Regions from separate parts of the Homo sapiens genome. Here region 1 is linked to region 2. Evidence: chromatin loops called from intact Hi-C (ENCODE). Cell type or tissue: dorsolateral prefrontal cortex. All regions are shown on one strand. Each heading gives the region's core, and the rest is flanking DNA. Links, peaks and the distances in the headings are about the cores only. Region 1 has its middle 190 kb from the start of ZNF365. Region 2 overlaps LOC124902436 (talanin).

Evidence for each region. Hi-C counts contacts between places; a loop is a spot of excess contacts. Peaks named below come from ENCODE experiments on the same cell type or tissue, not always from the same donor. Only the 100,000 strongest peaks of a DNase experiment are listed, where the experiment ranks them.
Region 1: a loop joins it to region 2, with 2.1 times the contacts of the local background. A loop is called at or near these places in 1 of 110 quality-filtered maps.

Annotation. Positions count from the first base shown.
Region 1 is chr10:62,561,461-62,571,790 of GRCh38, forward strand. No RefSeq gene overlaps it. Among named protein-coding and RNA genes, the nearest start is that of ZNF365, 190 kb to the left of the region's middle. In dorsolateral prefrontal cortex, for the core only: no CTCF peak of the experiment used is centred there; DNase peaks (open chromatin) are centred at 2,921 and 3,061; H3K4me3 peaks cover 1,020 bases; H3K27ac peaks cover 1,805 bases.
Region 2 is chr10:62,653,248-62,667,575 of GRCh38, forward strand. LOC124902436 (talanin) reads left to right here. Exons shown (of 6, transcript XM_047426120.1): 2 at 1,596-1,683; 3 at 2,120-2,234; 4 at 3,149-3,239; 5 at 12,882-12,955. LOC105378327 (a long non-coding RNA gene) reads right to left here and starts at 2,338. Exons shown (of 3, transcript XR_946002.3): 1 at 2,179-2,338. RefSeq lists enhancers at 1-213, 1,832-3,031, 2,092-2,261, 2,109-2,338, 2,579-2,628 and 2 more. In dorsolateral prefrontal cortex, for the core only: no CTCF peak of the experiment used is centred there; no DNase peak of the experiment used is centred there.

The DNA.
Region 1 (10,330 bases), core at 389-5,388, 100 kb before region 2:
GGTATATACACAGTAGGAAGAGGTGGAGTCTCAGGCAAACTCGAGAGTATATGCCCTAACTAAAGGCATACAATGTTAAAATTATACCCATTTTGTGGGCCAGATAAGTCTGCAAGCTGAATTTGACATGGATCACAAAGTCGTGATCCATGGTCCAGATAATAATAAAGATTAATTGAGTGATCACTATGTGCCAGCCTGTTCTAGGTGCCTTACACATATTAAAACACTTATTCCTAGAATTAAAGCACTCTTATAGGGACAGTTATTTTCTCCATCTTATAGGTGAGAAAGCCATGGCAAAAAAGAGTTAAGTAAGGTGCCCAGGTCACCTGGCAAGCGGATCTGTGACTCCAAACCCACTTTTGAAACTCTATGTTGCCTCTACCTAGCTGATTCCTCTGGTTCTGAACTTTTTTGGTTATGCAGAATTGGTCTTATTTAATCAAATCAATGAAAGTGAGTGAGTTTTATTCATTTCTCTTTTACAACAACCTGCCTCGTACAGGTAAAAGTGAAGAATCAGACTTCATTTTAGGCTTGAACCAGAATGACTGCTGACATTTCATCCCAGCTACTCGGGAGGCTGAGACTGGAGAATCACTTGAACCTGGGAGGCAGAGGTTGCAGTGAGCTGAGATCATGCCACTGCACTCCAGCCTGGGCAACTGTATGAGACTCCGACTCAAAAAAAAAAAAAAATGTCTTCTCAAAAGTAGTAAGCCCCAGAAGATATCCGTGTCAGATTATGTCTGTCCCTGTGAAACAGCCAAAGACTGGGGTCAAGCAGGGAACAAATTATTTTCTCCTTTACATGTCAAGGGAGCAAGCATGTTATTCACCCTCTTACCTAACAAGCTTGTGCCTTGACCACAGAATGGTGAAATTTAAGAAGTGGAAGAGATCTAAACATCAAGTATAATACTTCTGCAGGTTCTTAATAGGATTTATAAGAAGGCAGTAGCTACATGGTCAAATAACTTCAGGAATTTCTGGGTTGAAAAAGAGTTAACCTAGTTTTGTTACATTTTAGCCTTCTTGGACTACTTACCTTATTTTTCATGGGACATCTCTTGGACTAGGAATGTTCTGGAGAATATATTTGGAAAACCTGGCCTGATCTTCCCATCTGATTTTCACACGTGAGGAATCTGAGGAGCTTGAGAAGATAAATGAGCCACTCAAGGTCACACAGCTGGTAAATAATAGTACTGATAAAAGGTCTTTGAGTTTTATGGTTGTGACAGCTTAGATATGAAAAGGGTCTTAAAGAACACCTAATTTAAGCAATTCACTTTGTTAGAAGAGGAAATACAACTCCAAAGAGGATAAGTTACTGTCCAAGGCTGTACAGGCAAAGTCTATATGGAGAATCTGATAGACTTTCTGGCTTCTCCTTGGAAGGAAACAAAGTGAAAATGAATTTAATTATGCTAGCCAGAAATGACTCTTAACCAATGTTTTCTAAGTATGCATAAGAACTTCTGCTAAATGCTATAAGACACTGACATGACAGACACTGAGATGCTGCTGTAGCCTCAGTAAGGTAGCAACTGGGAGGTGGCTGGTGACTTCACATTAGAACCACTGGGAGCTTTATCAATACTACTGATGACCTTGTCTGAGCCATACTCTACAGAAATGAAATCTATTGAGAAGTTGGAGGTGAGATGGGGCCCCAGTGTCTGTACTTTTCAAAAACTGCCTGGGTGATTCTAGTGCAGCCAGAGTGGAGAACCACTAGCCTAGAGCAAAACAAGATCCGGAGTCAGAGAGAAGAGAAAAAGATGGCAGCAGAGGCCTCAGGCCAAGGGGTGCCCAGATCACCAGCAGAGAGGAGGCAGTGGTGCTTATCTCCTTATTATGCGCACACACACACACACACACACACACACACACACACTCCTTTCATCTGTCTCCTCTATGGCTACAAGGGGAGAAATCCCTTGGTGGGAATAAGACCAGCATTAAGAAGAGATGGATAAAAAGATCATTGGCCAGCCCAGCCTTGGGCCTAGCTAAATCTTACCAGCATAGATTTGTAAAAAATTCTGTCAGCATGGCCCTGTGACTTTTTCTGAAATGCTCCCATACTCTGTGCTTGGAAGCAGAAAGAGTAGGCCTGTGGGTTATTTAGAGCTTTGGGCAGGCAGGATGGATACAAGCCTTCTTGCTAGCAGCAGAATTGACAGGTGAGAGAAGCTGGTTGATAGATTCCATGCAGATTGTCCTTGTTTCACAATTTCAGTGAACCAGTGATGACTATAAGGAGTAGACTCCACTGTGAGGGGGCACACCTTATTCTACCTGGAGTGAATTCCCTGCCCAGGATAGTGGTGCTTCACTCTGCCCATATCTATGCTTCTTAGATTCCTTTCAAATCTCCCTTAACATCATTTGGAAATAATTTGTATTTTCATTTTGGCTAAATTTTAGACATACAACCATCCCTCCAATTATTTCTGTAATAATGTCCTTCCTGTGCCTAGCGGAACTGCCAAATCCGGCCACAGCACAGCTGATTATGAACTTGTGACTCAGTGGCCGACATTTGAAGACAACCTTTAACTCCAATAAGAAGCCAGCAGCCAGCATCTTCTAGCAATTACTGTAATTTATGTATTCAAAAAACGAAACGGCAATGTTCAGGTTTCTCTAAGAGATTCTTGCCTTAACCACATGAGGACTGAGTCTCGTTTGTAGAAAAATGAGACTAGCTTCTTGTCCTTCACCTCTGACCACGGGGAGTCTCAGAATGAAGTGCTATCTGAGATTAAATTGTGGCTTTCTTTTGTTTAATTTTTAAAATTTTACTATCCCCCGCTCCAGCTGGAAACCGAGAGTTAGTATGCACAGTCTGCTTTCCAACTGAACTGCCTAATCCTCTATGACTCAGCTGTCCAGAGCCACAGCTGGCTTGGCATTGATTTTAAAAGCCTCTCTTTTCTGTCTCTGTCTCTCTCTCTCTCTCTCTCTCTCTCTCTCTCTCTCTCTCTCTCTCTCTCTCTCGTTGTTCTCTCTCCTTTCTGCTTTCCACTCTAAAGTCCCCTCCCCCTCTCCCTACCCCAAGCCAGTTCCACAGTGAATTGATTGCCAGATCTTTCCAATTGGCCATAAGCAGTGCCAGAGGGAAACTCCTAGTTCTCTGGCTACAGGCTTGGGCTGGGGAAGCAGCTCATAAGGTCAGTGTCCCAAACTCAAGCAGACAGCAGTACAAATAAACAGCCATGGGGAGACAGACACGGAGTCAGGAAAATCCCCTACATGACTAGACTATCAGTTTCAGCAATGCCGTGACTGGGAACATCAGGTTCAAGCCCATGACACTGAGGCCAAAGGGTTTGCCTTGGAATAAGCATTGTTCTCAAGCCCATTTCTCTCTAGCCAGAGGCCATATTTTGTTAAAGAAAAAAAATTCACCTGAAGGATGACTGGGAGTCAAAATTAAATAATTATAAAAAATGATACATTTTCAGGATTTGAGTTAATTGAGGTAGAAGGACAATCTAAATTAGTTAAGAACCTGAATTATGGAAGTTCTTGAAAGACAAGTGCCAGTGGGGAAGGGTCCTCTTGGTAGTGTTCTAGAAGAAAATTTGGTATTTGAAACCACACATGTCCATTTAAATGGACAAGAACCATGAGGTTCTTACCAGAGGCAGATTTATCATGAAACTAGTGAGGTTTATATTTCAAGACTCCCCTCTTAGATAGACACAGCTAAGGGGCACTAACATTGTGTTTACATGGTTATATGTTGTAAAATTTGCAAAAGTAAAATGTTTTAATATTCTTTTACTTAAAAAGGGATCCCCAACTTATACAAGCTTCAGACCCCTTGAATCCTGAACCCATATCAATTGGGAAAGGCATTTGGGGATAGATGGGGTGAGTGAAGGGGATTGCCTTTGGGGTCCACTTTTGTTCTTGTTTATTCGGATGAAAGGAGGAGGTACCCTAGTGTGGGGTCCAGCTTTTAATTCTCATTGGTGACTTAGGGCTCCCCTTCGTCCAGGCAGCCTCCCTCTTGCCCCTCAGAACAATCTAATGTGACCCTACAGACACCTCCTGTGATCATGGTTCTTATTTTAGAAGTAAATGTGAGCATACATGTGCCCAGCATAAAGAAAGCATTCTATAAAATGCTAGCTATGGTGGACAATTTTCCGTGCTCATAATGGTACTCCCTTTCTTTTGGGCATTTCTAGTGCAACTCACATCCTTGGCCATGACAATCATCTATGGTTGAATGTGTGACTCAAATCAGGCCTTTTAGAGTCTTTCCCCAGGTTATTCAACTGCAGCATGGGAAAGAGGGTCTCTTTTCTCTGTTCCCAAGGCTGTAAAGGCTATGAACCTATGGCTGGTAGCTGACAGGGATCCAGCCTTGTGGGAAAGCTGGTGTGCGAATGAATTCTAGAGAAAGTCAGTAGCCCTCCAGTGCCTGATTTCAGCACCCCATCCCATTTTCCTGTGGGTTTATAAGCCCACACAATTCCCCTTTCTTCTCAAGAAGGTTGCTGTCTCTTGTAACCTAACTTATCCTAATCCATTTTTAATCTGGAGTCACATGGTCATGAAAAAAATTCTTCCAGCTCTCTGTTTCTCTTCTATTGCAACGAAGTTTCCTGTTGAGCATACTCCCTGTACAATCATCTCCTACAGTGAAATTTCAATCGCTTTTATCAACACTCCTGACATCAGTGAATTACTAAACATCTTTCACTTTTGCAACTCAAACTATAGCACAAGTACCTATTGGGTCCAAGGCAACTGGCTCCCATCTGGACCAGGTAAACTACCTGGAATCTGACTGTGCTTCTACTGCAAAGTAAACAAAGGTACAACATCTCCAGGATCTATTACTGAAAAGTGTGAGGAACTGGTAGGTTGACCAATGATGGCCATAACTTCTGGAATATATTAGGCACTATGTATATGCTGGATTTAAGATTATCTGAGAGCTCAAAGCACATTTTTACGATCACAAGAGTTAAAACATAGACCTGGCTGTGTTGGGTGTAATAATTTTGGTCTCACTGACATTACTCCCTAAGAGATGACTGGCCCTATTAGGGACACCTTGGGATAGTCATTTCCTGTATGTATAGGGCTTTATGGCTAGAGGGCCTCTTAGCACCTGACGACTCTAATTTTGACCCAATAAGATGCAGTGTTTACAATGCATAAATGTATACCGCAGCTCAAATTGATGTAATCAACACTCTAATTAGTGTTGCTGAGAATAGGATCTTTCAATTAAACAGTTAAGAATGACTAGTAACTACTTCACAAATAATATTTGTAGTTGATTTATTAAATAATACTATTAAAGACTTAAAAACAGTCCTTTTCATAAGTGAGTTACCTACTCAATAACCCAACTATATTCAACTTGAAACCCAATTTTCATGAAAGTTTACTATCCAAGTTTTCATAAATTATATGCTAGAAAAATCCAAATTATAGGGCAAGTGGCAAATGGTAAGTTACCCTGAATAGAGTGTTGGGCTGGAATTCGGAAGTCCTAAGTTCTTGTCTTAACTCTGTCCCTAAATTACTGCAATTACTCTGAGCCTCAGTTTCTGCATCTGTAAAATGATAGGGCTGGACCATATCATAACTACAATTTATTGAGCTATTACTATGTGCAAGGACTTGTATGTGGAGCTTCATGTACATTATTTTATTATGCCACCATTTATTTCTTCCATTAGTTATTTTAGTACATGGTACTTTTTATGCTTTACTCTGTACAGAGCAGAAAACTGAGGCTCACAGAGACTAAGAAACTTTCCCAAGATCACACAGCTAGTAGGTGGCAGAGTAGAGATTCAAACTGGGTTAAACTAGGTTCAGAGCCCACACACTTAACTACTACTTGATTCTGTTATTTTTGGAGGATCTCAAGATTCTTCCAGCTACAACGTAATTTTCTTACATTTCTAAGTAGCAATCCATTTCAGGATTAATAGGGTTTCATTATTATCTTAGTATATTTGGACTGGTTTGTGACAGTTAATTTCCAGTTAATCCAATTACGATAAAAATGTGAGCTGAGACCCACAAATTTAATTATAACCAACTCAGAACTAATTTTCAGTAAAATTAAGAAATACCAGTCAGGAAAATACCAATGGCTGTTAGATTCTATAACTTATTCTGCAGCTTATTTTGACTACATTTTAGGAACAAACCCCATTTAGAAGATGAACTCTGTCCTGAAGGGGAAATTAACCACTCTTGACTCTTTCCCCATTAGTAAAATCCTAAAACAAATACGGATCTTTCCCGCTGGTTTCCAATCCCTTTACTCCACCCCAGTCACTACAAACACAGTCTGTCGGTGTGGTCTGACTGGTTGTTGTTGGTGGCAGTGACTTTAATCCTACCCCACCTCCTCCAAGAGGGAGCTTAGATGCCAAGGGTTTAGCTCTTGGAGTATTTCTCATGCTGTTTGAGGAACTGAGTGTTGGAGCTATAAAGAAATATAATATGTGGCCCATTGCCTTATAGATATCCCAACAGTGAGGGCACAAATGAAGCAGATAAAAACGCAGAAAACAGTAGAATAAAGGGTATGTTAAGAGCTCGGCTTCTATGGTAGACGTAGGGGAAGAAGCTATGATTGAGGGCTGGGTGGGAAAGAGAAAGAGAGAGATTGAGTTGAGGTATAGACAAGACTTGGATTGGCTGGGGAGAATGGGAAGGGGAAGGAGAGGAGGGGAATTCTGGGCAAGAATACCAGGATAGGGAACAAGGAAGGAATGAATGCAGTGTGCTATAGCACTGTGAAGAGAACTTCTGTGCTAGCAGACTTCTAACCAAAACCTCTAGTTAACAACTAGAAAATTCTGTCAGAAAAGGTCTTCACAGGCAAGGACTTCATCTCTTTCGCTTATCACCATGTCCTTGGTGTCTATAAAAATACTTAATACAGAGTAGGTAGCCAACACATATAATTCAATGCCTAAATGTTGTATTTCATGTAGACCTGTGGCTCTCAAAGTGTCGTCCCTGGACCAGCATTATCGACATCATGTGGGAACTTGCTAGAAATAAAAATTCTCAGGCCCCACTCCAGACCTACTGAATCAGAAACTCTAGAATTGGGCCCCGGAGTCCATAGTTTAACAAACTCTCCAGGTGATTCTGATGCACATTGAATTTATAAACCACACCGAGTGCTGTGGCTCGCATCTGTAATCCCAGCATTTTGGGAGGCCAAGGCGGATCACTAGAGGTCAGGAGTTTGAGACTAGCCTGGCCAACATGGTGAAAACCCATCTCTACTAAAAATAGAAAAATTAGCCAGGTGTGGTGGCACATGCCTATAGTCCCAGATTCTTGGGAGGCTGAGGTGGAAGGATCACCTGAGCCTGGGGAAGTTGAGGCTGCAGTGAACCATGATTGTGCCACTGCATTCCAGCCTGTATGACAAAGAGAGATCCGGCCTCAAAAACAAACAACAAGCAAACAACAACAACAAAAAAGTATGAACCTTGGATGTAGACCAAAGCCTGATTATGGCAATTTTCTTCCTGCCTCCAAAAGCTGTGATACTCTTCCTAGAGTGCTCTAAAAGGGAGAATAGGAATATTTATTCTTTAAATGCTGGCAAGTAACATCTGAAACACTTAAGCGCTGGTAGTGACATCTTTGCATTTTAAAGAACACAGTTGTCTAAATCCAAATAAGTAAAACTAGATTTATCCATTCATCAGGACTTAGAGTGTCTCTCACAGCAAGAGGAGGACCCCAGCCTCTGGGAAGATAATACTACCAAAAAACCAAAAGTGAATTTAAAAATATGAATTAAATGATGAAGTACTAGTTTAAGATGGCTGACTGACCCAAGCATTTTCCCTTCTAAAAGTCCAATAAAATAATAATAAAAGAACAACTCATAAGAGCAAAGAGAATGGAAAGGACACTAGAACCATTTCAATTAATGCCTGAAAAGTGGAAGAGAACAGAAAACGGTGGGACCTTCTTGGAACAACTTGAAGGAATGAGTGTTGCTGTTAGTAAATGCCTGATGCAGATTCCTGAGGAGCTGAGGCCTTAAGAGTAGCAAGTCTCCCTCTATTCCTGAAGTAAATAAGTGTTCTCCACGATATTTCATAAAACCAGAGAACTGGGCCTGGCGTGGTGGCTCACGCCTGTAATCCCAGCCCTTTGGGAGGCCAAGGTGGGTGGATGACCTGCAGTCAGGAGTTCAAGACCAGCCTGACCAACATGGTGAAACCCCGTCTCTACTAAAAAAAAAAACGCAAAAATTAGCTGGGTGTGGTGGCACACACCTGTAGTCCCAACTACTTGGGAGGCTGAGGAACGAGAATCGCTTTAAACCTGGAAGTGGAGGTTGCAGTGAGCCAAGAAAAACCTAGAGAACTGAAAGAGACATTGAAAATTGAAATTCTAAACTCCATATTGACCAAATAAGGAAACTGAGGCATAAGGAAGTTAACAGATGATTATCCCTGGTAACATACTGGTTACTAACAAACCTAAGAATCCACCGATCTTTCTCTGAGAGTGCCTTCTATCATATCCCATTGCCTATCTCAATTCACCAGGATTGCCAAAGCCTTCCATGATGAAGTGCCACATCACATGGATCTCTATCACACTGTTTCGTGAGATGTAGACAAGAATACTGAACTAGGTCATAACACTCATACGCCCCAGCTCTGAGCACATGTGATGTTGATCCATTAATCTGTATTGTGTTTGTGGTGGGATCTACAGTGTGTTGGGGGTGGGGCAAATGGAGATGAGGTTGTTAATTTGCATTTTCAAGTCTTTCTTTTTCATTTTAAAAATTATGTATGCTCATTAAATAAATTATCCCAGTAACTGTAGAGTATTATTTGATGTTTAAACATCCCTTGGAACTCACTACTATTCGTGCTTTGTTTAATATTCTATTTAATAGTCTTATGAATTTATCAAACAATCAGCATTTCTTTAATCATTAAACAATTAACATTCCTTTAAATATTTGTGCAAACCTTACAACTAAAAAAAATTAAAATATGGATCCATCAAATAAAAATTTCCCAAATATTTAAATATTGATTGCTAATGTAAATACTTCTAAATATTTTATTAAAACCACAATTTTACCATAACAAATTATCTTTAGCATTTAAACACTTAAAAAGAAGACACACAAATACACACTATTAAAGTGATGAAAAGCTGATTTGTACCCTGAAACTGAAACTAGTTCCCTAAATGTTAATGCCATAGACTTAAGTACCAGTAAGTTATTTACATTTCTTCTCAGGCTTGCCTTCCTTAAATGTCTGTAATTTCAGTATTCTTATACCTCATTAGACTGAAGGAAAAGGACCAGTCTCAAAAAGTGACAGTTATGGTACCTGGGTAATGAATGGATTGACATTTGATCTGCTGCAGTATCTAAGGTAGTCTTCATTTTCTCCTTTTTATGATAAAGTTTCATTTGTTACATCATGGCAGTTTTAACTTTCTGTCTTTCACACAGATTTAAATATTACAAACCTAGTGCTTTTCCAAAAATGATTTATTCTTTAGTTGGGCACAGCTGGTAGTAGCTAACACATTGACTTGCCATTTTGATACATTGATTCTGCCTATTAGCATTATGAAACAGTAATATAAATCTTACTGGTATTTTATTTAAAATGAAACTTATTGGTATTTTATGAAACCTAAGAGGGCTATCTAGAGCAGAACTTTGCAACCGGCATAATATGTAATTGCCCATTCCTATGTGTGAATGACACGGTGCCACCATATAGATCCCTTCTGCCCTGAGCTGCTTGGAGCCTGGAGTGTTCAGGAAATGTGGAAGAGGGGAGAGAGAGAAGGGGACATCAAAAGCAGCCTTATAGTGTGTCATGAATTAATGTTTTGTTGGATAAATATCATCATTTTCTCTGTGTGCCATGAAATGAAAGGTTTGGGAAGCACTGGTCAGGAGGATTCACCTCCAAAAGGGGAGACTGAGTCTGCCTAGTTGTTTCTCTTCTGTAGGACATAAGGCTTACTTGTCCTTTTGGAACACACTGTGGCATGTCCCTTCTACTTGATTATTTTGTGTGACCCCTCCTGATGGACTGCAGGACCCTGTTTTGCCAGTTTTAATTGGTGTTTCTTATTCTTCTTATAGTACATACCTATTTTCCTCAGAATTGCATACAATTCTATTTATTCTTTCCTCCTGAAACAGAAAATAACAGGTAGTGAACTGTAAATTATGGATTATTTCTTATTAAGAAGAGAAGCAAAATATTTGTATTTAATTATATACCCTTAATTTATAAAACCAAAAAGAAATTAA
Region 2 (14,328 bases), core at 9,329-14,328:
CCAACTGATCTCCTGGGCCATAAGGCCATCTGGAGAAATCACAAGAAGCAAGACAAACTGGCAATGTCTTAGCCATTACTGGGAAGGCAATAGAAACCAAAAAAAGAAAAAAGGGAACTGAAAACCTTTAAAGACGATTTGGAAAGTTTGTGTGCATGCACCTCCCTGTTGAGTGTGCAGTGACTTGTAGAGCCAGCACCGTGAACAGAGAAGATGGCCTGAGTTGTCGCTCATGAACGAAACCTAGCATTTGAATGCTCACACTTAAAATAGGCTATGAATGACTGCCGGTTATGAGACATGCTAGATGCACAGGAATCACAAGTGATCGAAGCCAATTCACAAGAAAAATCAGGATGATATTATTTGAAGCAGCCTCAAAAGCAGGTGCTAGGTTTAGGGTGTGTCTACATGGCCCTGGTTTTTATTTCCACTCAGCTTTGGAAACTAAATGACACTGCTGTCTATTTAAAACTGTGTCTTATATATGTTCATACAGAGTGTGTCTAAATAAAACATAATTTACAAACATCTCCACAATGGTAGCATTTCATGGCCAAAGATATTGCATGGCTTGGAGTTAAATACAATTTGGCCTCCATCTGTTCCAGTTGATTTAGAAATTGAATTATCATCACATTTGATCCCAGAAGACATCTTACAAGTTTAAAAACTCAAATTTGTAAATAGGAGGTTTCATGACTTAAATGGAATTTCCTGTGCCTCTGTTATGTAAATTACATCTTCTTGCTATAGGGAAGCAGTATGCTGAAGTGGGTAAGATATGGATGTTGGAGATAGTTGGGCTTGAGTTCAAATCCAGGCTCTGTGATTTATTAGTCATGTGGCCTTGAGAAAGTTACCCCTGCAGTTTCTTTATTTTTAAAGCTAGGATGATGATGATAATAGCACATACATTTCAGGATGTTGTAAAGATTAAATGGGTTAATAAACATACATGCTTAGAACAGTGCCTGGCTCATAGAAATACTCTACAAACGCTTGCCACTGTTATTGGTAATTCTTTCACTGAACGCACAGTCATTAAGCCAGTTCTTACTGAGTCCGTATGAGTACTGTGCTGGGTGTGCCCTTTTGTAATCCTGTTGAAAAAGCACAGCTCACAAGGAGAATAGGAATTCTCATTCTAAATTTATGGTTGCAGAAATGAAGCTTAGAAAGGAAGTTAACTAACTCTTTACAGCCTGCCTGGTTACTAAATCTCAGGGCTAGGATTAATAAATTCATTCATTTGCGCGTTCAACAATTTTTTTTTTTTCAAGACAGAGTCTCACTCTTGTCACCCAGACTGGAGTGCAGTGGCATGATCTTGGCTCACTGCAACCTCCACCTCCCGGGTTCAAGGAATTCTCCTGCCTCAGCCTCCTGAGTAGCTGGGATTACAGGCATGTGCCCGGCTAATTTTTGTATTTTTAGTAGAGACGTGGTTTCACCATGTTTGCCAGGCTGGTCTCAAATGCCTGACCTCAGGTGATCCGCCCACCTCGGCCTCCCAAAGTGCCGGGATTACAGGCGTGAGCCACTGCGCATGGATCAACATGTTGTTATTGAGCACTAGCTACTTATTATTCTAGGTGCTGGAATACAGAGAGGAACCAAACAGATAAAAATCCTTGCCTGCACGGAGCTTACCTTCAGCTAAGGGAGACAGTCAAAAACAAGGTAAGTCAGTATTATGCATAGGAGATTGTAAGGTGGAGTGCGCTAACAAGAAAACTAAGCTGGAAGGGGAGTGAGAATGTGTATGTGTGCATGTTGAGGGAGGTGGAGTTGACAATGCAATTGTTGCTAGAACAGATAACTAGGGAAGGTCTCACTCAGAAGAGGACATTTGAGGAAAGGCATGAGAGGAGTGGAAGCAAGCCATGGGAGTATCTGGGGGAAAGGTTTCAGGCAGCAGAAAGAGCACATGCAAAGGCCCTGAGGCAGGAGTGTGCCTTGCATATTCCAGGGACAGTAAAAAGCCAGTGTGCTGAGGCAGAAAAAGCAGAGAAAACAATGGGAGATGAGATTAAAGAGGTAAGGGATTGGCTGACATTGGTACTTACTGAAGAAAACCCCTCCCTATGTTCCTGTTAACTGGGGTTCTTCCACAAAGTCAACACATCTAAAGAAGCCACTGATGAAACAGGCTCCCCCTTGGAAAGACCATCTCACCTTCCAACCTCTCCATCCTGCAGAGAGGAAAACCCAAGTTTGGCGTTGGCAGTCAGGTAATTCATCAGATCTGGAAACCACCTCATCAGCATCCCCCTGGCCAACTGGAAGCAACCGTGACGTTGTGCTGAATACACTTGCAGAGTCGTGCTGTGGTCTCTCCGAGCTCATCACGGCACCTCCCTATGCAGGAGTTTCAATTCAAGGTCATTTTTGGTTCCTTTCAGTAGCAGACTCAGAACCAGACCTATTCAAGTGTCAGAACAGGGCAGACATATTAATAGCTAGACCCCAGTGGGAGTTCTATTTTCCATTTCCTCCTCCCCCATATTTATTTGTTTCTTCCTCTCCTCTGTGTGGTAAAGGTGATCTTGCATGATATTTTCAGATGAGGCTTAAAAAGGTGGAGTGGAGGATGGGAAGATGACACCCTGAATTGGAGCTCACTCTTTCTCAATCCCTCAGGCTGGAGTTGGGCTCCCTGGGTTCAAATCCCCATTCTATCACTTAGAAGCTGTGTGACCTCAGTCAGGATACTCAGCCTCTCTGAGCCTCAGTTTAAAATTTTGAATTGAGGCCAGGTACATTGGTTCATGCCTGTAATCCCAGCACTTTGGGAGGCCAAAGTGGGCAGATCACTTAAGGTCAGGAGTTCAGGATCAGCCTGACCAACATGGTGAAACCCCTTCTCTACTAAAAATACAAAAATTAGCTGGGTGTGGTGGCGCATACCTGTAGTCTCAGCTACTTGAGAGGCTGAGGTAGGAGAATCACTTGAACACAGTAGGCCGAGGTTGCAGTGAGCTGAGATTGCACCACTGCACTCCAGCCTGCGTGACAGAGCAGGATTCCATCTCAAAAATAAAATAAAATAAAGTAAAAATATAAAATTTTTAATTGGGGATGATGATGACATCTTCCTCAAAGACTTATCATGAGAATTCAATGTGGTCATTTAATTCTGTTTCAGGATTTAGCCAAATTTGGGTGCTATTTCCCTTTTGTGGAGGGACTTTTCATCACAATGAGAAGGACGTCTTAGGACTCCAGGACTTTGAGAGGTGGGTGTCCAAAACATGTGGTTGTCTCTGCATTTCCACTCAAAGCAGAATCCAGGTATTTTCCAGGTGCTTCCCTCTTTCTGCTGAAAGTTCACTTCATCTCCATCTGGGTGGTCCCAGCCTCCCAGGCTGGTAAGCCTCTTGAATTCTTAAGAGGAGACAGAGAGGTGGGCCCTCTGTGGTCTAGGGGAGAAGTGGCCCACTGCCTCAAATGGGAAACATGTTCTAACTGTATTTATTCCCTTGCCTGGGGCAAAAGCTGAAATTTTCTGGTCTCATGCAGGGAATTAAGGAAAATGTTTGTAAATTCTTTGGGAGAAACATGAAAACAACAAGCAAATATCCTTTCTAGAGAAGGAGATTTTTAGCACGTGAATTTGCAGATTATACACTTCTTCCTTCACTGTAGCTTATCTTTTGGGAAAAGGGCACCCAGAATTTGGTGAATGTTGTCTAATGGCCACAACTTATTAACCCTATGTGTTCCTGTAGACAGGGAAAAAAATTACTACACAGTTATGTCAGAAAGCCTCCCATGACAGGGATAGAGCAAACAGTCAATATTACTCCTGGCAATAAACCAATGAATAAATAATACATCAGGAATAGCTACAGCATTTCATAGAAACAGCCAAAGAAATTATCTTAAGATCATTGTAATTAGAAAAACATTCCCATGAAATGTGTCTGTAACTCAGTGATTTAAATGAATAGAATAATGTTTTCCTACTGGCTCAGATTACTACTTTAGACACAATTTATCGTGGTGTCTGATGAAGCTCCAATGGCAGGAGCCCTTCAGATTATGATTTTAAATTGTTCTGGCCTATTGATGGTGGCAGCAGCCCATCTGGAGCAGCCGCTGGGGGGATGCCAGCTGCAGCAGGGGAGGCGCAACCAGGGCTGCGTGCTCTGTGGAGCCACCCGGGGCCAGGAACACGTGGGAGTCCAGGTCCCCACCAAGTTGGTGGGGAGGGAGCCCTGCGCTCTCGGGTGCCCCTGCAGTGACCAGCCGCAGCTCTGGACCCAGGCATCCCTCTGCCCTTGGGGCCAGGAAGCCCCCCTTGCCCCTGCAGGCTAGGAAATGTCTGCTCCTGCTCCCTGGCCTCTCCCCACTCCCGGCGCCGGCTCTGATTTTGGAGCAAAGTTGTGTCCAAGCCCGTGCACTGTCACAACCTGGCCAAGGGTGCGGGTGCTCAGGGCAGCACTGACATGCCAGACCCGCAGCCCACCCCCTACCTCGGCCTCCTCCGGACTTTGGGCACCAACAGTGCCAGAGGGAGGCTGGGGGCGCTGAAGATGGCTCAGCGCAGGCCTGCACCCCTTGGCACAAACAGCCAAGGCGCCATGGACGGCATGTTGATGGTGAGAGGCAGGCAGGTTCCTGGCCAGAAAGGGGCAGGTCTCTAGTGAAACTCCACCTTCAAGCCAAGGACAGCCTGAATCCTGGGGACCAGGCTGCCAGTTCCGGGTGGAGTCCAAAGCCCAGAGTGAGAACTTATGGTGCTTTTTCCAGGCTTGCCCATGGCTGAGCATGAACCAATCAGCACACACTTCCCTGCTTCTGAGCCCATTAAAACGCTGGACTCAGCCAGACTCAGACAGAAGTCAGGACTAACAGCTGTGGGAAGGAGCTACCCACTTCCGGTATCCTTGACTCTTCAGGATTACCTGCCTGCAGGTACGAGCTACCCACCATGGGTCTCCTCTCCACTGAGAGCTGGACACTTGCCAGGACGACCTGTCTGTGGAAAGGAGTTACCCACTTTGTGTCTCCTGAGAGCTCCTCTGTTACTCAGTGAAGCTCCTCTCCACCTTGCTCGCCCTCCAGTTGTCCAGGCATTCCATTCTTCCTGGACGCAAGACAAAAACTTGGGACCTGCCAAATGGTGGGGCTGAAGGAGCTATAATACAAACAGGGGTAAAACACAAACCCCGCTCTCCATAATGAGAGAAGAGCTGTGACCCTTCAAGGAGTTCAGACCTGGGGGCTCCCCAGGCCAGCGTTGTGACACCTTCTTTAGGGCTCTGTGGTTCCTGGTGTCTCCAAGCTTCTGGGCACCACTGCGTTTCTCAGTGCCCACAATGGAAGCCGCTTGTAGTACGCCTGGTCCACCATCAGCCACGGACAGAGCCAGCACCTGGAGCTGGCCTCCCCACTGCAGCCAGCATGCCTGGCTGTGTGCAGTGGCCAGAAACCCTTCACACTCACACATCCCTCGCCACTCTGCACATGGCTCACCCTTGACAGGCATGGAATCTGGCCAGTAGCTAGAGCTGAATGCAGCCTGCTGGGTCAAGTGGGTGGAATGAGCCCAGCGGTCCCGAGGAAAACTTGGGCAAAGGTTCCACTGGCCACAGAGGTTTCCAGCTGGCAGAGTGACACCCTAAAGATCCTGTGACATTTTCCGGGACACTATCATGACCACAGACTCAGCATCAAACAGTTAAATGACCTTCACAGAAACCCATGAGATGAACTTAAAGAAAAGTCATATGAGGGATTCCTGCAGGTAAAAAGCCTGCCACAATGTAGATAACCACCTCTGCCTTATCACATTGGAAAATTATGGCTGAGCTATGCCAGGATTTTGTGAAGGCTGAGGCAGAAGACAAAAGAGCCTGGCTTAAAGATGTATAGACCCACCAATTCCACTCCTATTTCTAAACCCAAAGACATGTCCACCAAAAGACATACGTAAGTATGTCCATAATTGCCCAAACTTGAATCAACTGAATGTCCAGCAATAGTCAAATGGGGAAATTAAACATTCAATGAAGGACAACTCATCAACTCAATAATTTTTTTAAAAAACCAATTGCTACACACAGCAACTTGAATTAATCTCAAAACACGTTGAGCCAAAGAAGCCAGCCACCAAAATATATGCACTGTGTGATTCCACTGACATAAGATTTTGAGGCAGACAAAACTAATCCACAGAGAAGGAGATCAGAGTAGTGGTTACCTTATCTAGTGTGCAGGTAGGGGTTATGGAATTAGAAAGACACGAAATAGCCTACTGGATGCTGGACTGTTCTATATCTTGATTGGAATAATGATTCCATGGGTGTGTATGTATCAAAAACTCACCATCTGCACACTTAATATTTGTACGGTTTACTCTGTGCAAATTATGTCTCAATTTAAAAATGAAAAAGTAGGAAACAAAAAATTAATATAGAGGTAAACAGGATGTATGGTTTTCTGGGTGGCTTTTGTAAGACTCAAACTAAAGAACTGTGGCTCCTTTTTAAGGAGAAAATCTGAATCCCATACAGATAGACTTGTCCCAGGGTGACACCGTGTTTGTTCATCATAAACCGGCACTACTGAGACTTGTGCCGGGCAGTGGGCTGGCTGGTGGCAACACAATGGGAAAATGGGACTGTCGTGGACTCACTCTATAGGGGAAGCAACACTTCAGAAAGAAACAACACACACAATTCTATCACTTCGAAATGTGATAGAGACTATAAGAAGAAAAATATACAAGACATACACGAGGTCTTTTACAAGAAAGAACAAGAGGGAAGCCTACTTTTGTTTGGGAACTCAGGAAAGTCTCTGAAGAAATCACATTTGAATAAAGATGTGAAGGTTGGGTAGGAGTCAGCCAGCAGAATTAAGTGTAATGGAAAAACATGGAAGTGGAAGCATGTGTGTGTGTGTGCGTGTGTCTGTGTGTGAGTGAGACAGAGAGAGAGGAGCATGAGTAAAGGTCTTGAGCTGACTGCCCCAAGGAGCTGGGAGAATCCTAGTGTAAATAAAAGTTACTGAGTGGGAGGGTAGGAGGGAGAGAAGGCTAAGGGAGGAAGGTAGACAGGGGCCAAGCTATAGAGCACTTTCCGGGCCGTGATTAGGGTTTAGATGAATGCCAAGTATAATGGAAAGGGTCAGAGGGTTAAGTAAGATCTGATTTACATTTAAAAGAGATCACTGGCTTCCAAGAAGAGAATAAAGTAAAAAGAGATCAGAACAGTCAGAAGAACCAGATAAGACTATTGAAGTAATCCAGGAAGGAGAAGGCAACTTGAACTAAGATGGTGGCAATGGAAATGGAGAAAGGTGGATGGAAATAAGCTAGCTTTTCGAAACAAACTTACCACCTCTTCTGATAACCTAATCTCTCTTCTAAAACTAGTTATTAACTCTAACCTGTGCTCTCTCTCTCTCCCCCCCATCCTACTGAAACACATATGCACACACACAGCAGACCCTCACCCTCTCAGCCACTAGATCCCAACTGTGATGAGAAAGCAACAGCAATGATGCCCATGCAGGGCCTTGCTAGCAATTCCAAGGCATTATTTAGTTCAAGGAAAGGAAATCAGGAGTAAATGCTAACATTCATTCAGGGTCACCTATGTGCCAAGCATTGGGTTAGATATTTTCACATTTGTTGTCTTGGATATCAAATTGGATATTATTATCCTCACTTTAATAGGTGAGGAAATTGCAGCGTGAAGAGGTTAAATAATTATTTTATTGCAGCCTCATAGCTATTTTAAATGGCAGAAGTAGATTGATTTCAGAGCCATCTGATTCCAGACACCACATTCTTTCTACTACACTCTGCAAATGATTCTTTTATCAAAGGTGTATGGCTTTTTAATAACAAGACACCAAGAAGAGTAATCCACAGGGATGGCTTATTAATGGTGACATTTTAGATTTTCAAACACCTGGTCAAAGGCAGATACCTTTGAAGAGCAGTCTTCAGACGCTCTGGGACACAGCCCCTTAGGCAACCTCGTACTCTAGTCCACCTGTGATTAACTACAAGTCCACCTCCATGCACAGGTGCCCTGGATGCCAGTGATATCTGAGAACAACCACTAAAGGTCAAAGGTGGCTACACAACCTCAAAAAGTGGTGACATCAGAGCTGAGTTCAGCCCAGGTTTGCTGGGGCAGGTAGAGACTTGAATAATACTGAAGTGTCTTAAGTTGGTTTTCACCATAAGACAAATGGATCTAGCTCCTGCCTTGGAAAACAGCATAGCCTTGTGGGGAGGGAAAGGGTAAGAGTGAGAAGCTCGCCAATTCTAGGTTTTCCTCCTGCTTTAACAGTGACTTTGCCCAATTACCATAAACACATTTCTTTGAGGTGGCCACGTGACCAGAGACACCATATCCTGGGGACTCAGGGAAGAGGGATGAATCCACAAGGGTTCAATCAGAGAAGCAGGGCCACTCTGAGTGATACAGAACTAGGGATTTGTTATTAAGATGAGCACGATTGTGAGAGCTGGTGAAGGGGGTGATGGCAAACTTCTTCTGCACCTGGTGGGGGCCTAAAGCTGTTGTAGCTGGGCAGCTCTAGTAATCAGGAAAGAAGGCTGGATCTAATGTAAGGAGAGCAACATTAACTGGAAGCGTGAGAAAAACTAGAACTGTCACCAGTGGAGGGTGTCCAGGGTCTTGGCATCTTGAACGAAGAAAATGGACAAAATGCACAAACAAAGCAAGGAAAGAACGAAGCAACAAAAGCAATTTATTGAAAATGAAAGCACACTCACAAGGCGGGAGCCAGCCTGAGCAAGCAGCTCAAGAGCCTGGTTACAGATTTTTCTGGCCTTCAAATACCCTCTAGAGTTTTCTCATTGATTACCAGGTGTACACCCTATGTAAATGAAGTAGTGGCCTGCAACCAGTCTGATTTGTTGTAGAAAGTGACCAATCAGAGGCTGAAGTGAAGTTACAAAGTTACGCCCTATACAAATGAAGACTTGGCCCATGACCAGTCTGACTGGTTGCAGGAGGGGACTGATCAGAGCTATTTTCAATTTTTCACCTGCCACGCAGAAGGGCAGTTGGGGGCAGTGCAAAGGGAGTAGCCTCTGGTCCTTTTGTTACTTGGGCATGGAAAGCTGGGGTTTTCCTTTTGATTTAGTTCTAGGAAGTCGGCATGAATTGGCCTTCCATTCCCTGCCTTCAGACCCTATTCTCCTGCCTCAGAACAATGAGGGCAGAGTGGACCCCACGTATGCCTCTTATTGCCTCCAATTTTGACAATGTGGGCAACGTGCAGAAGCCAACACCTTCTCCATGAGACTGCACACACAGTAAGTTTGCAACTCAAGAATCTGAAGGAGGAGATTGGGTAGGAGCTGAAGGAGCTGCAGGCCCAGGCACTGCTCCATGGCAAGAGGATGAACCATTAGGTCAGCATGAGCTATGGGGCCTGCCTGACACCTACACCAATCCACAAAGAGTGGCTACCGCTTCCTTCCCTTCTGCCTTCCCAGTCTCATGCAAATTTCTCTTGTGGTCAGTCCTAGTCTACAACCACACAGGGAAGACAGTTCTGGGAAATATTTCCAACTTAGCTAAGTTGACACAGTACCAAGCCCCTTCAAGGGGAGACCTCTAGAGACAAATAATTACGTTAACTAAATATTTTATGGTATTGGTGGAGTGGAAAGAGAATTTCTATTCAAACCTATAGTGCGATCCTGGCCAGATCCTTTGACAAAAACAAACAAACAAACAAACAAAAACACTTGAGCCGGCCATGGTGGCACATGCTTGTAGTCCCAGCTACTCAGAAGGCTCAGGTGAGAAAATCACTTGAGCCTGGGAGTTCAAGGCTCTAATGAGCCATGATTGCACCACTGCACTCCAGCCTGGGTGACAGAGCAAGTCCCTGTCTCAAAAACAAAACAAAACACTTGAAATTCAAGTATGAAGTGGAGGAGAGCCAAAAATCAACTAATAAATTATTAGTGAGTGCTGATTATATGCAAAGCCAAGTCGTAGGCATCACTGTGAAGATACAGACAGCAGCAGGATAGGATTCCTGCCCTCACTGGAAGGAAGATAAGGTAGAAAAGTGCTACATATGCATTACACACTTAATACTCAACACTCCCGGGGGCTCCTGCAGGATACTTCCAAAGGCTGCCTGCTGATTGGTTGACAAAACAGACTTGAGCATTCTCAGACTCAGGTTCAAATTCAGCCTTGCCCCCCACTAGATTTATTTGCTTAGTCACTCTGAACTTCCATTTCCTGGTTCATAAAGTATAGTTAGTAATAATACTAATATAAGTTGGTTATAAAGGTGAAAAGAGATTTTGCATGTGAAGCACTGGCACACAGCAGGTATTCAATAAGTTGTAGATATTTTAATGTTGGTGATCATCATCCCTGTTCCTTTTTAGACCCAAAGCCTACCTGAGTAGATGCATGACTTTAGTGCCAGGGACCTATGAGCTTGCAAAATACATATATGTGTCCAATCTCTTAACGATCCGCAGTTTGGATAAGCTGATGTGTTTCCCATATTCATATATTCATTCGGTAAATAGTAAGGGCCTAATACTATGCAAGATACATGTGTTCAAACCATGTTCTAACAGCACAGCAATATAAGTCAGGGAGCTAAAAGCCTCAAATGGCTAACGCAAACAACATTCTTAGGAGCCGAAGATCAGTTCAGCAAATATGTCCTGGAACTTGAAAGAAAAGGAAGAGGGGTTGAAAGAAAAGATGCCTCACTGTCACTTATAGTGGTCAAGGAAGATTTCAGAGAGCAAGTGGCATTGGGGTTCAGCTTGGAAGAATAGGCAAGATTCACACCAGGAAGGAGGAGGGCAGCATTTCTGGGGCAGTAGAGGCTGGAAAGCCCATGATGTAGTCACAGGGGAGCGGGGAGAGCAGAGTGGGCTTGTCAGGTAGTAAGTAGGTTAAGAAGCAGACTGTGCAGGGCTTTGAATGCCAGGGTCATGAGTTCAGACTTTGTATGGTGGACAGCAGAGTCACTGAAGGTTTTCATAGAGAGAAGGGGCACAATGGAAGCCAAGTTTTAGGAAAACGAAGGTGGCAGAAGTCTATCGTCTGTATAGGATTGAGGAGAGACTGTAGGCAGGAAGGCTGACTGGACATCCTGTCACAGAAACTCAGAACTAGAAAGAGGTCCAGTAATGAGACACTGAGAGTGCAGGGAGGACTGCAGGGACTCGTGGGAAGGGAGAAAGCAATGTTCTTGATGCCTGCTTGCACCTAAGGAGTGACTAGAGGTATGAGAGATGATCCGGAATTCCATGACTGGGCAGCATGAACAGAAATAGGGAAGCCAGGGCTGGGGTGTGGAAAGAGAAAAGAGGCTGTGTTCCACATGGAGAGTCACTGAGGAGCCCTGAAGGCACAGGCAAGAGATGAGGGCAGAGGAAAGATCGGGGGTAACCTCCAGAGAAGGGCAGACTGAACTCGGAAAATGCCTGAATATAGGGAGGGACAGGAGGTACCAGAGAAAGAACAGAGGCCTGGCCTCCAGGGAAACCTAACGAAACCTTCCAATTGCTGATGGAAGACAGTGAAGACCTCCAATCCTTATAGTTCTTCCTGATCCACTGGTGCTTGTTTCTACAAGGGAAACATCACATTGCAGACCTGCTCAATGGCTAAAGAAAAGAGAAAACTCAGACCATTCCCAAAGAGAGAGAGTATTCCCTCAGAAAGAGTTGAGCTATTGCCCACATCATGGTCATGATGCTGCATGCGTCAGAGTCCCTCAAGAACCAGATGGTGCATTCAAAGTGTTGAAGAGTGATGATGCAGAGGCCGTTTGCAGAGTCAGGCACCAAGGACCAGCCACATTCATACACTGTCATCCTCCTCATCCTGAAGGGGAGCAGAGGGAATGGAGTTACTTGAAGCCTAGAGAGGGCCAAAGGGGTAGAACCAGATGCCCAATTGGAGTGGTGGCTATAGGAGAACATAGCTACTGCCCAGAAGAGCAAGACGAATAAATACCCCAATGTTTCTCTCCTCCCACCTCCCTATTTCCTATAAGCACTTCTCATTAGCCAAATGACCCAGAAGCCACAAGACAAGGAAGTCTAGCCAATGCAATCTGTAGTGCTCAGTCTCCCGAGGCACAGAGCAGGTCAGAAAGGTGCGGAGAATGGATCTTGGAGAGAAAATGGAGAATAATGAGAACATTGGCTCGTTTTCTTCCTTAGTTCAAAGTTCTACTTTGAGCAGAAGTAGACATGATTAATTTTTATTATAAATGATACACATTTGCATGATGTTTTATGATTTCTAAAGTATTTCATATAGATTCTCCTTTTTGAGCTACACAGTATCCCTATGAGGTAGAAAACACCATGTTATTTATGTCCATTAAACTCTGAAGTCCAGAGACATTAAATGACTTATTCAAAGTCACACAGTGAGTGAATTGTGAAGTCTGTGTTAGAAATAATGCCCTTTAATTCTTAACCCACTGCTCTTTCCCAGGTGTAAAATTAATCTACCTGGGAAGGTGCCCCTGCTATAAAAGACAATAGAACACAGCTGTCCAGAATGTGGCATGTCTTGTGGCCCTGGCCCAGTTGGGTGCATAGAGCTGTCCTGAGTTGTTTTCAATAAGCAAATATTCCTGACACTTCAATTATCCCAACCCAAACAATGAATACATTGTGCAAGAGGCTTCATAAATTTCATTCAGTTGGATGCAATGAGAATAATACAAGTCAAAGCTTTGTGTGTATTCCCTCGAAAAAAAAAAGAAAGAAAGAAAGAAAAAAGAAACCACCCAACAAAACAGAAATTGTTGTAAGGAAAACATCTAGGCTTCAAAAAAGAGGCAACACAGGCTCTGTGTTCATCTCTATCCCTGTATCTCTGCAGAGAAAGTGTCTCTACAAGTCAAAGCAGGAATATCAGCCTTCTTACACTAGGACAACTCCAAAATTGTGTGATTGGTAAGAATTTTTTTTAACTTTCCTATATTTGATGTCTTGTCCTCCTCATGTACACCCTCCTTGTCCACTTCCTCTACCCTACTGTCATGGGCTGAATTGCATCCCCCTCCCCACCGGCAAAAGATATTACTGAAATTCTAACTCCCAGTACCTCAGAATGTGGCCATCTTTGGAAATAGGGATGTTAAAAAAGTAATCAAGTTAATCTGAGGGTGTTACAATAGGCCCTAAGCCAATATGACTCGTATACTGTGAAAAGAGGAAGTTTGGACACAGAGACAGACACATAGAGGGAAGACATGCATGGAGACATGGAGAACACACCCATCAACCAGCCAAGGAATGCCTGAGGCTACCAGGAGCTCAGGGAGCCCTGGAACAGATCCTTCCCTGGAGCTTTCAGAGGGAGCATGCTCCTGTGGACACCTTGATCTTGGACTTCTGCTCTCCAAAACAGTGAGACAATAAACTTCTGTTGTTCTAAGCCACCCAATTTGTGGTACTTTGTTTACAGCAGCCCCTAGGAAATTAATACACCCACTAGATGTATGCACATTTATATCAAAGATATAGCCAGGAAAATTGTAGTTATTTTATTGGCAAAACTCAAGGTTTCATACAAAAATGTCCAGAGAAAGTGCTGGAAAAGGTTTATATAGATTATACATTGATCCTCTTTTCTAACTCTGTAGAATAGGAGTGGATTAAGTTTTGTGACAATATCTGACGCATTGCTACCAGAATTAATTATGACGCATTTGGTTCCAAGTAATAGTATATCCGTATTAAGATGGTTTAAACAATGAAAGCAACATCTTGGCTCCCACACCTGAAAGTGTAGATCTACTCTGGGCTTTAAGCATGATTTTATTAAGGCTCTAGATTCATTTCTCTGTAATTCTCTTTGCCTTGCCTCTTTTGTGTGTTGATTCCATCCTCAGGCTGGCTTCCCCCATGGTATCAAAATCACTGCAGTGGTTCCAGCATGCGTGTCTGAATCCAACACTTCCTGGAGAAAGAATGCTTTTATGCCCTAGATTCTTCAGCAACAGTCCCAGATGTGGTGCGGATTATTCCATTCCTAACCAATCCTAGGGGAAAGCCAAGTACTGATTGGCTATGCTTCACCTGTGTGGTCCAATCACTGTGGCAAGATGCTTGAATTTCCCTAATGGCTTGGACCATTCAGGACCTCCTGCTGGAGGTAGGGATGAGTGACCAGATATGCAGGATACCCCTGAATGGAAGATGATCACAATGAACATTGAGGAAGCACCACAATGCCCAGTTCAGAGCTAAACCCTCTGCATATTGCAAAGTCTAATCTTGTCAAGATCTGATTGTTAGAACATTAGCTTGAGCTAGACCCACCT